Regions from separate parts of the Homo sapiens genome. Here all the other regions are linked to region 3. The links are chromatin contacts, found by Hi-C or POLR2A ChIA-PET in ENCODE. All regions are on one chromosome and are shown on one strand. The core of a region is the stretch at or near the end of the contact, and the rest is flanking DNA. Distances in the headings are between cores, read along the strand shown.

Region 1 (2,956 bases), core at 371-2,870, 140 kb after region 3:
GGTCCCCTGAAAGTAGAAAAACCTCAGCTCACCCCAGGGGGGTTCTTGGACCCTACAGCCTCAGAGCAGAGTGTGTTCAAGTCAGCTTCAGTCTCTGCAGCTATGAAGGGGACTAATCACCCCATCCTCACCTGGCCTGGAATTGCTCCCCTGGGTCAAAACCTTTTAGGCCCTCAGGCCTCTGGGGCCTGGAGGTCATGAGGGGTGGTGAGAAGAGAAGGCGGCCAGGTGGAGCTCAACATCCTCGGATAGTCGTGCAAATGCCGGACTATAGCCTCTTCTGGGCACCGCCCCCTGTGCCAACAGAGTCCGGACTCATAGTGGTTCCTAAAAAGACCTTTTCCACGACAAGCACAGCCACCATGCTGGGAGTAGGTGGCCCCAGGAGAGATGTCGAGGAGGCTTTCTCTGCCCCACAGGCCAGGAAGGGGAGGAAAAAACCAGGAGAATGGATTGATTCTTGAGTCTGACTCCAGGGACAGTGAGGGCCACAGCCTACTACCTTCCTGGGACTTGTGGGGTTGAGGGCATTGTAGTCCTGGAGAAATGGGTCCCAAGAGTCCCACAAAGTCTCTGATCACAGTGCCAAGAGGAGGAACCTCCAAGAGAATCGGGATCTGCAGTCAGGGGCTGAGCTCAGAGACAGAATGGCCACATTTTAACCTGACCACAGCTTGCAACTGCGTCTCTGTCTGTCCCTGCCAGGGGCTCTTGCCAAGTCCGCCATCTCCTCTATGTCTGTCAGTCTTTCACTGCCAGCGTTCCCTCTTGTCTCTCCATCTGTCCTTTCCAGGCTCTCGCTGAGTCTAACTGTCTATCAGTGTCTGTCCGTTTACTCATCACTGCCAGGAGCCTGAGCTATGCCTATCTGTTTGTCTGCCCCTGTCATGGTCCTGCTGTGTCTGTCTGTCTGCTTGTGACTCCTGGTCCTTCAGCCTGACAGAGTCTAAGGTCAGATGCTCCTTCCTAACAGGGGGGTTCATTGTAACTTGGGGACCTGGTCCTTCAGCCTGACAGAGTCTAAGGTCAGATGCACCTTCCTAACAGGGGGGTTCATTGTAACTTGGGGACCCAGGCCCACACCCATTTTTGTTTGATCTCAGAGCCCAAGGCTGCATATCTCTGTCCCTCAGCCCCATAGGCACAAGAACCTTTGGTGTGACCATGGCCCAGGGTATGGCTCGAGGCTCTGGCAGCTTCCTCTTATTTCCACCTGGGTTCCAACACTGGTTGCTGCCCATGTCCAGGACTGGATTGGTGAGAGGAGGCATTAGGGTCTGTCTGATTCACAGTGCTTCCCCTAGCCCTGAGAAGAGAGAGAGCTTCCATTTCAGTTGAGGACTAAGAGGCACCCACAGAATCTGCCCCAGAGAGGTCCCAGTGGGAGAAGGGACCTGAGGGGTATGGAGTTCACTCAGGGACAGCTTCCTGGAGTGTAAGGGGAGAGGGGAGACTATGAGTTATCCTGTTATTGTGTTGTTTCTGACTGGCTCCAACCCAGTTGCTGCTTCCCTGGCCTCCCTTCCCCAGCACATGACCTCACCCTTATCCAGTCTGGTAGAGGAAGAGGCCTGGATAGGAGCCAGGGCCTCCATCAGGAGAGCTTGGGGCTGCCCCAGGCCTAACTGGAGGAAGTGTGACACATTCCCAGAGAGCTGGGCTTCCCTCCCTCTTGCAGCTTCCTTTGAGATGGTTCCCGAATCCGTTAAGTGGGAAAAAGAGCTGGCAGCTGTGCTGGTGTTGGGCTCCCAGTTCCCCTGGCTCCTGGATGGCCCCAAGGGCCTCCTCTTGGCTCCCTCACAGATGCTATTTTTGATAAGAATAATGAAAACAACAGCCCTGGCTGTGTACTTAGTACCTGCTTATAGCCTGTTGCTGATCTTGGTCCCAAGAACATTTTCTAAACTTTGGAAAATTGGATGTTGCCTTTCCATCCGGACTTCTGTAAAAGCTGTGTGCATTTCTTTTATTCAAAGGTGAAAAGAGGCTCACTTTCATCAGACTCTGGAACATAGTCACTGCTGGCACTTGATGCCATGAGGGGCCCTCCTCCGAGCTGGGGGATAAAGCAGTAGTTCAGAGCAGAGACCCTCACAGTCCCCTGAGGAACAGATAACAGTCCACCCCTGTGGCGTAAGAGGTGGGCAGGCAAGCCTCAGAGTAGGTGTTGAGGAAGAGGAGGCCCCAGTGCAGGACCTCTCCACCTCCCACTGGACATTAGTCTTACCCCATTGTGGAGACAGATGTCAACCATTTGGCTGGGGTGCATTCCAGGCAGGGGTAGCAGGTGATGGTGGGAGTGCTGTGGCTGGTTCGTGTTACTGGGGTCCAGGGCTGATATGAAGGAGATGGATGGTGAGCAATGAGGCTAGAGGTATCTGCAGGGGCTGACGGGGCCAGGGCAGTAAGGGAGGGTCTTAGGTCAGACCAAAGGGCTTGGAGTTCATGCTGAGCTGGCAGGTAACCCTTATGACACACAGCCAGACTAACCCCTAAAGTGTAAGCTCCTCAAGGGTTGGTTTCCTTTCAGAGCCTGGCACAGTTCCTGACACTTTGTAGGTGCTCAGTACATATTTATGTAATGAATTAATGGGTGGCTGCTGTGGGGAGAGAAGCAGGAAGGGTCTAGAGACAAGGCCTGTGGGTATTTGGGGTGATTGTCTGCATTAGTGAGGTGGACTGGGTCAGGGCAAAGCCATAAAGACAAAGAGAAGTGGGCAGGTTGGAAAGGGGCTGGGAAGATGAATGTACCAGGACATGGCAGGGGACTGACTAAGGGACCGAGACCTCAAGAGGAACCCAGGACAGTACCCAGGTCTCTCCACTTGGTTTCTCCACATAGGATAGCAAAACATTACAGTTTACCTGGAGCCTCCCAGAGGCTCTGAGACCTTGTAGATAAGGGCTGCACTCCACAGTGTGCTGGCAAGACACCATCCACAGCCACATCAAACTG
Region 2 (3,104 bases), core at 592-3,091, 170 kb after region 3:
AGATTCCCTTGGAAAGGGAGTGGGCCCTGCTCTCCTCCCCAGAGGCAGGGCAGGGCCAACACAGGGATCCCAAACCCTCAACAGCTTCACATACTTTAAGAATGCTCTCAATTGCTGATGCGTTCTGTAAACTCTTGACAGCCCTGTTGAATGCCTCCAGGTTTGGCCTTCGAAGGTTATTTTCCTAACGGGGCAGAGAATACACTTAAGGGGGAAAGGTTACAGAGTATCCCTCCCACAAGCAGGTGGAAGTCACCCCCACAGTTTCCCAAGCCCACTGTTGGGGACATCCTCGGGTTCCCTCCTAGTCCCGTTCTTGCCTCAGGTGGGTCCCTGCCCAAGGGCACAGGCCTAGAAGTGAGTGGCAGGCAGGACCTGGTTTCCTCAAGCCCCCAGTCTCTGGCTCCATTTGAGCTACATAAAGGGCCTAGGTGGGCTGGGCGCAGTGGCTCAAGCCTGTAATCCCAGCACTTTGGGAGGCCGAGGCAGGCAGATAACCTGAGGTCGAGTTCAAGACCAGCCTGACCAATATGGTGAAACCCCGTCTCTACTAAAAATACAAAAATGGGAGTGGTGGTGCATGCCTGTAATCCTAGCTACTTGGGAGGCTGAGACAGGAGAATTGCTTGAACTCAGGAGGCAGAGGTAGCAGTGAGCTGAGATCGTGCCACTGCACTCCAGCCTGGGCAACAGAGTGAGACTCTTGTCTCAAAAAAAAAAAAAAAAATGGGTGGGGAGGGGGTACCTAGGTGGATCTTTCTGCACTTGGGGGAAAAAATATCTCCAAAAAGAAGCTCTACAAAAGACAGGGGGTTTTCCAAGGGAAGTATTTGTAGCTCAGAGGCTGATAACAGTGTTCATGCCCTGACTGAATTAAAGTCTCCTAGAAATCAAGAAGAAAATCACAGAGACCCCAGCATGGAAATGGGTGCAGCATGTGAGCTGTGAGTGCCCCAAACACAGATGGCCCAGGAACTCAGCAAAGGCTTCCACTTCTTGTTTGACCCAAGAAATGTCATGCAAAGGTGAGACAGAACAACTGCAACCAACTGGAACCATGAAAAATAACTGTAAATGATAATGCCACAGCCAATGAGGGTGGAAAACACAAACTCAATTTTTTAAGGGAAAAAGAAGCTGGCACATCTGAGGGGGAAATTTCTGTCTGTCAGTCCAGAGTCTGCCCTACCAAACACTGACCTTAAGGCCCTTGGTATTCCTCACCTAGAACTGCCTTTTCATTTTCTAATTTAAAAGTCATTTTCATTATTATAGCCATGGCTGTGGCCATGTATTGAACTCTTAAGTGCCAGATGCTGGGCCAGAACATGCACATTGTGCCATTTGATTGTCATAACAATCCCACTGAGATAGGTGCTATTAACCCTATTTTACAGATGAAGAAAGCAAGGCTAGGTAAGATGGAATGACATGGCTGAAGTCACCCAGGCAGGAAGTGGATCGGGATCCACGGGCTGAGCTCTTACCATCAGAATGTCTTGGTCTTCCCCATTGAGGTTGTTGAAGTCCTGTGGGGGTGAAGGGAGAGAAAGGCCCATGAGGCCTTTTGGCCTTAGGCAGCCACCACCCCTCACTGCTGCAGGCCAGTCTTATCCAAGCTACTCACCAGCAAAGGCAAAGGTGGCTGCTTTAAGTGTGTTATAATTTCATCGATCATGTTAGAGCAGTTAACCCAGCTTGTCTTCAAGGGCGTTGTCTGGGTCATGGGAGCTTGGAGTCCGGGGCGGACCAGGAGTTGGAGCAGGAGCAGGACGGGCAGGCGGCTCATGTTTGGATCGGCAGGAGGCACTCTGTCTTGTTCTGGTCCTTCGTGGGGCTCTGAAGAGTTGGCAACAGCCTCCCGCCTTATATGTGCAGCAGCAAGGTGCCCACAACCCCGGGCAAGGCGGGGGGAGGTGGTGGTGTGGGGCAGGCGTCGGAAGGATCTTTATCTGACATGGAACCTCCATAGAAAACCACAGACGTAATTATTCATCCATGACTTTCTAGTACTCAAGATCAGTGAAACAAGAAAAAAGATTACTTAAACGGTATCACTTCATCTTGTCAAGGAGGATGAGAGATGGGAAGCATGGCAGCAGGTGAGAGGACCCCTGTGGCAGGAAGGGGAAGCCTGACTCAGCTCACTGAGGCCTCCTGCCCAGTGGGATCTCATCTGCCATCACCTGGACTACCCTGGCCCTCTGCTGCCCGCCCTGCTTGGTCCTGGTGGGTGGCCAGGAGGCCACTGGAACAGATGAGAGTTTGTCTGGTAGCCGGTCACGCTGCTAAACATCCACGTTCAGCCTCAGGCTCTGAGAAGCACATCTCTTGGTGCCGCTTCCCAATACAGAATTACTGGTGTTCCAGTCCCCAGTGGTTTGTCCCATGGGCTTCGGGCAGCTTCTCCTTGACACTTTGTTTCTGGTGGATGGCCGAGGGCGCTCAGGCCCCAGGTGGCCATTCTCTTACTGGTCTGCTAGCAGTGGCATGGCTGTTCCCTGCGTGTGGGACTCAGCCTCTGCAGGAGGCCCGGCTGCAGCCCCTGGCAGTCCCTCTGGTAGCACCGAGAGCTGAGCTCAGGTACCTGAGGACACTGTCACTGGGAGCTGGGGGAGGGGCTGGCCTGGGAGGTTTAGGAGGCAGAATTGGCATGGTCTGAGGGGTGAGGTCAAGGGAGGAGAAAGGAGAGCAACTCCCTGGTTTCAGACTGGGCCTCAGGCTGCTGGGGCAGGGATTGGCAGGAGACAGTTGTATTGAGAGGTCTTGATCCCCGTCTGTGCTGAGCATGGATTTGCCAGGTGCAGGCCCAGTAGGCAAGGTTTGCAGAGAGGGGATGTGAGTGGGGACAGACCATGGGGAAATCCACAAGGGACCTGAGAAACTGCAGCCAGATAGGAAGCAGGAAACCCAGAAGGGCGGGGGTGGTTATCCCAGAGGGCAGCCCCTGAGAGAAGAGGGGTCCTCCTGATACGGGCCTGTCTTGGGGCCTGCCTGACCCACCCCATGGGGTAGGGGCTTTTGGTAAAGGGATGAGTGTGACAGGGGCATGTGGAAGACTTCTTCAAGATGACTGGCCCCGGGTGGGAGGGAGAGGAGAGCAG
Region 3 (3,420 bases), core at 587-3,086:
CAGTGAGTTACATGAATCTGGGGTTCAGCAGTAAGGATAAGGGTAAAGAGAGAAATTTGTGTCACCTGCGTGTAAAGAGAAGCGTGAAGTGGAAAGCCTAGACCTGAGTTTTGAGGAACCCCCAACCTTTACTAATAGGGAGAGGATGCTGAAGAAGCTTGAGCAGAGGTGGCCAGAAAGGATGAGGGGAAACCAAGGGAAATCAGTGTTCCAGAGGGGCTGTGGTCATCGCTGGGTGTCAGACACTGCTCAGGGCCCTGGCAGATGAGGTCTGAAGAACAGCCGTTGAAATTGGAGATTGGAGGCTACAGTTTATTGAGACCTGGTTTGGTGCTGTTAGGGAGCTAGAAGGCTGACTGCAGGGCCTGAAGAGTGGGAGAGACAGCTCCTTTAGGGCCTGAAGAGTGGGAGAGATGTGAGGATGGGGAGACAGCTCTTTCAAGAAATTCCGCTGCGGTTGAGAACAGAGACACTCAGTGGGGTCGAATGAGGGTTTTGTTCCCATAGTAGAGGCTTGAACACATTTACAGGCCAATGGGAAAGATCCAGTTGAGAGCGGGTAGTTGAGCCTTCAGGAGAGAAAAGGGATGTTCCATGGGGCAAACTCCTGAGAAGGGGGAGGAGATGGAAGGAAGCTTCTGTGGATGTAGCAGATGCAGGAGGGTTTGTGTAGTTTTAGCCGGGCTCGAGCCGGTGGCTGACGCAGGCAGGAACAATGGCTCACCCATGTTTTATGTGTATTTCCGTGTGCGTGCTCCTGCTTTCCCCAGGTCTGGGCCGCCTGCCTGGCCCGTGTGCCGTAGGGAATATCCACACTGGGCCTGGGCGGAGGCTGGGCATCTCCCGCTCTGGGCTTGCTCCCTGATGAGATTCTCAGACCGTGCTTCCCCTCATTCATGAGAGGAAGGTTCACAGAGCAGGCGTGGGAACCTGCCTGGCCGCCAGGGCCTCCTCCCGCTCAGGCTGAGGTTTGCTGCATCTCTGTCCTTATTCCCTTCCAGACTGGATTGGCTGAACCAGGTGTCCACTCTTTTTGGCCCATGGCATAAAGAAGGGTTTGGGCAACCCAGTGTGCCCCAGGTTGTTACCGCCCCCCCGCCTCCGCCCCCACCCAGCCTTTGATGGGCCCCCTTCTCATCAATCCATCACCCCTGCACATGCCACCAGGACTGCCTGGACCAGAGCCCGGGACTCTCTGAAACCCACTGAGAGCTCGGCCCTGGGAATGGGCCTCCCAATCTCGGTCTCCAGGGGGTGGGCCCCAGGTCCCTAGTCTTCCTCAGGGTCTTCTCCACTGTTCTGCCTCCTCTCCTGATACCCAGTTCCTAGCCGGGGTGACCCCAGCCTCCCGTAACAGCCTCCTTGTGGTGGTGCTGGGAAGAAGGGGCCCGTGTACCCGGCAGGGCCCCCCAGGCAATGGGCATGAGCGCAGGCAGGGAAATCCGTCAGCCTCCAGGGACGCTCTCCCTACAGCCCCGGCGAGGGGATCGGGTCGTGGCGACCTCTCCAGACGCCCAGGGGCTGGGCAGGAGGGCGGGCCAAGGCCCGCAGGTGGGGGCGCCAAAGCCAGGCGGGCGCGGAGTACGTGCGGTGGGCTGCGGGCGGCATGAAGGGCGCGGGCGGCCAGCTCCGGCTCCGGCTCCGGCTCCGGCTCCCGCGAGGCCGGGTAGCCTGGGCGTTCCCAGGGGTCGCAGAGGACGGCGAACCCCGGCGGAGCCACCGGAGCTGGGGACCAGGACGCAGGCAGGCGTGTGGAGCGTGAGGTGGGGACGTGGCGGCGGCTCAAGTGGGCGGAGCCCCGGCAGCGGCCCGAGGCGGAGTCGCCAAGGGAGGAGGCGCCGAGCTGACCGGGCGACGCCGCGGGAGGTTCTGGAAACGCCGGGAGCTGCGAGTGTCCAGGTGAGCGCCCCGCCCGCTCAGCCGCCAGATCAACCTTAGCGCTGGGGCGCGGGCTGGGGTCGCCAGGCGGTGCGTTCTGCCCGCGCGGGGCTGAGAGTTAGGGGCCGGGGCCGGATCCGGGGCCGGGGGTCGCGCCGCTAGCCGCCAGCAGCGCAGTCCGGGCCGCCACCCTGCACCCTCCGCCCTGTTTCTGCACCCGTCTGGGTTCTTGTGCCGCCGCCCGCAAGCCTTCCCGAGCTCAGGGTGGTGAGGTCAGCGGCGCCCTTCGTGCAGTTCCCTCGGCTGTCGGGCGGGGCTGGGAACTTGGCCGCTCTTCCCTGTCAGGCTCCCGGGAAGTGGCGGCCTGACCCCGGGCTGCCGGCTGTTGGGAGCGGGGGCGCGGCGTCCGCCTGGCCCTGAGGGGCCTCTTCATATTGGCTAAGCCCGTTCTGCACCCTCCCAAGGGCTGGGAGTCCTAGGTCTTGTCCGGGCAGGGTCCAGCTTGGAGCCCATTAGATGGGCCATTGGATCAGAAAGTCTTTTCTCCCCCAGACATCCTTGTGGAACCAGCGTTGTTTTTCCTTGGCAGCTGCGGAGACCCGTGATAATTCGTTAACTAATTCAACAAACGGGACCCTTCTGTGTGCCAGAAACCGCAAGCAGTTGCTAACCCAGTGGGACAGGCGGATTGGAAGAGCGGGAAGGTCCTGGCCCAGAGCAGTGTGGTGAGCGCTGTGCTGGAAGGGAATGCGGGCAGTGGGTACTTGGTAGAGCACTGACTGCCTCCGGCCAGAGGACTTCCCGGAGGAGGTGACCCATGAGCTGGAGTGGTCAGAGGAAGGCTGGCAAAAGGGCATCGTGGACAGAGGAACAGCCTATGTGAGTGGGAGCAGAGACCTTGGCCAATGCCATTCCTTATGGCCTTGTAGTGGAAGCAAGGTGATGGGGAAGGAACACTGTAGGGGATAGCTGTCCACGGACGCTGTCTACAAGACCCTGGAGTGAGATAACGTGCCTGGTACTGTGCCCTGCATGTGTAAGATGCCCAGTTGACCTTCGCAGCAGGAGCCTGGATCAGGGCACTTCCTGCCTCAGGTATTGCTGGACAGCCCAGGTGGGTCCCTGGCCTTTGTATTCTATTTGACTTTAAGATGGTGCAGGAGAATACAAAAAACTATCCGGGCATGGTGGCGCGCGCCTGTAGTCCCAGCTACTCGGGAGGCTAAGGCAGGAGAATCGCTTGAACCTGGGAGGCAGAGGTTGCAGTGAGCCAAGATCGTGCCACTGCACTCCAGCCTGGGAGACAGAGCGAGACTCCATCTTAAAAAAAAAATAAAAAAGAGAGATGGTGCAGGAGAGCATTGGGATCCCTCCCAAGACTGTGACTGTTGTCTTTTGCTGTAGAGTGACACCCGAGATTTGTGCTTCTTGATAATAGACTACCTGGGGCCTCACAGCCCCAGCCCTCTTGTAGGAAATCCTGTCCTAGGAGCAAGGGCTGGAGTCCGTTACGTTGTAGCTTGGGGCATTCTTAAATGTCCC

The links. Hi-C counts contacts between places; a loop is a spot of excess contacts on that map. ChIA-PET counts read pairs that join two places held with the same protein, here RNA polymerase II (POLR2A). Pooled maps may share reads with other maps.
Region 1: a loop to region 3 is called in a pooled map, with 8 times the contacts of the local background. The contact joins the enhancer-like site here to the promoter of P4HA2 in region 3. A Hi-C loop is called at or near these places in 1 of 37 single-sample maps with no recorded cell type and 5 of 50 pooled maps. POLR2A ChIA-PET finds 5 or more read pairs at or near these places in 5 of 52 experiments (BJ, MCF 10A, PC-3 and 2 more).
Region 2: a map with no recorded cell type shows a loop between it and region 3 (2.8-fold over the local background). The contact joins the promoter of IL3 here to the promoter of P4HA2 in region 3. A Hi-C loop is called at or near these places in 11 of 168 maps with a recorded cell type or tissue (B cell, CD4-positive, alpha-beta T cell, CD4-positive, alpha-beta memory T cell and 8 more), 27 of 37 single-sample maps with no recorded cell type and 19 of 50 pooled maps. POLR2A ChIA-PET finds 5 or more read pairs at or near these places in 3 of 52 experiments (BJ, CD4-positive, alpha-beta T cell and activated CD4-positive, alpha-beta memory T cell).

What each region holds. Positions count from the first base shown.
Region 1 is chr5:132,085,160-132,088,115 of GRCh38, reverse strand. No RefSeq gene overlaps it. Among named protein-coding and RNA genes, the nearest start is that of CSF2, 13 kb to the right of the region's middle. RefSeq lists a silencer at 271-493. Within about 2 kb of position 1,620, at least 6 of the 41 ENCODE cell types and tissues checked have a DNase peak (open chromatin) inside an H3K27ac peak, as active enhancers do; they include PC-3, where a contact is called at or near this core.
Region 2 is chr5:132,059,392-132,062,495 of GRCh38, reverse strand. It overlaps IL3 (interleukin 3), which reads right to left and starts at 1,841. Exons shown (of 5, transcript NM_000588.4): 1 at 1,628-1,841; 2 at 1,488-1,529; 3 at 95-184. The coding sequence starts at 1,789. It overlaps LOC105379174 (a long non-coding RNA gene), which reads left to right. Exons shown (of 5, transcript XR_001742531.2): 2 at 888-1,025.
Region 3 is chr5:132,226,269-132,229,688 of GRCh38, reverse strand. It overlaps P4HA2 (prolyl 4-hydroxylase subunit alpha 2), which reads left to right and starts at 1,836. Exons shown (of 15, transcript NM_001017974.2): 1 at 1,836-1,899. RefSeq lists silencers at 1,490-1,719, 1,860-2,119.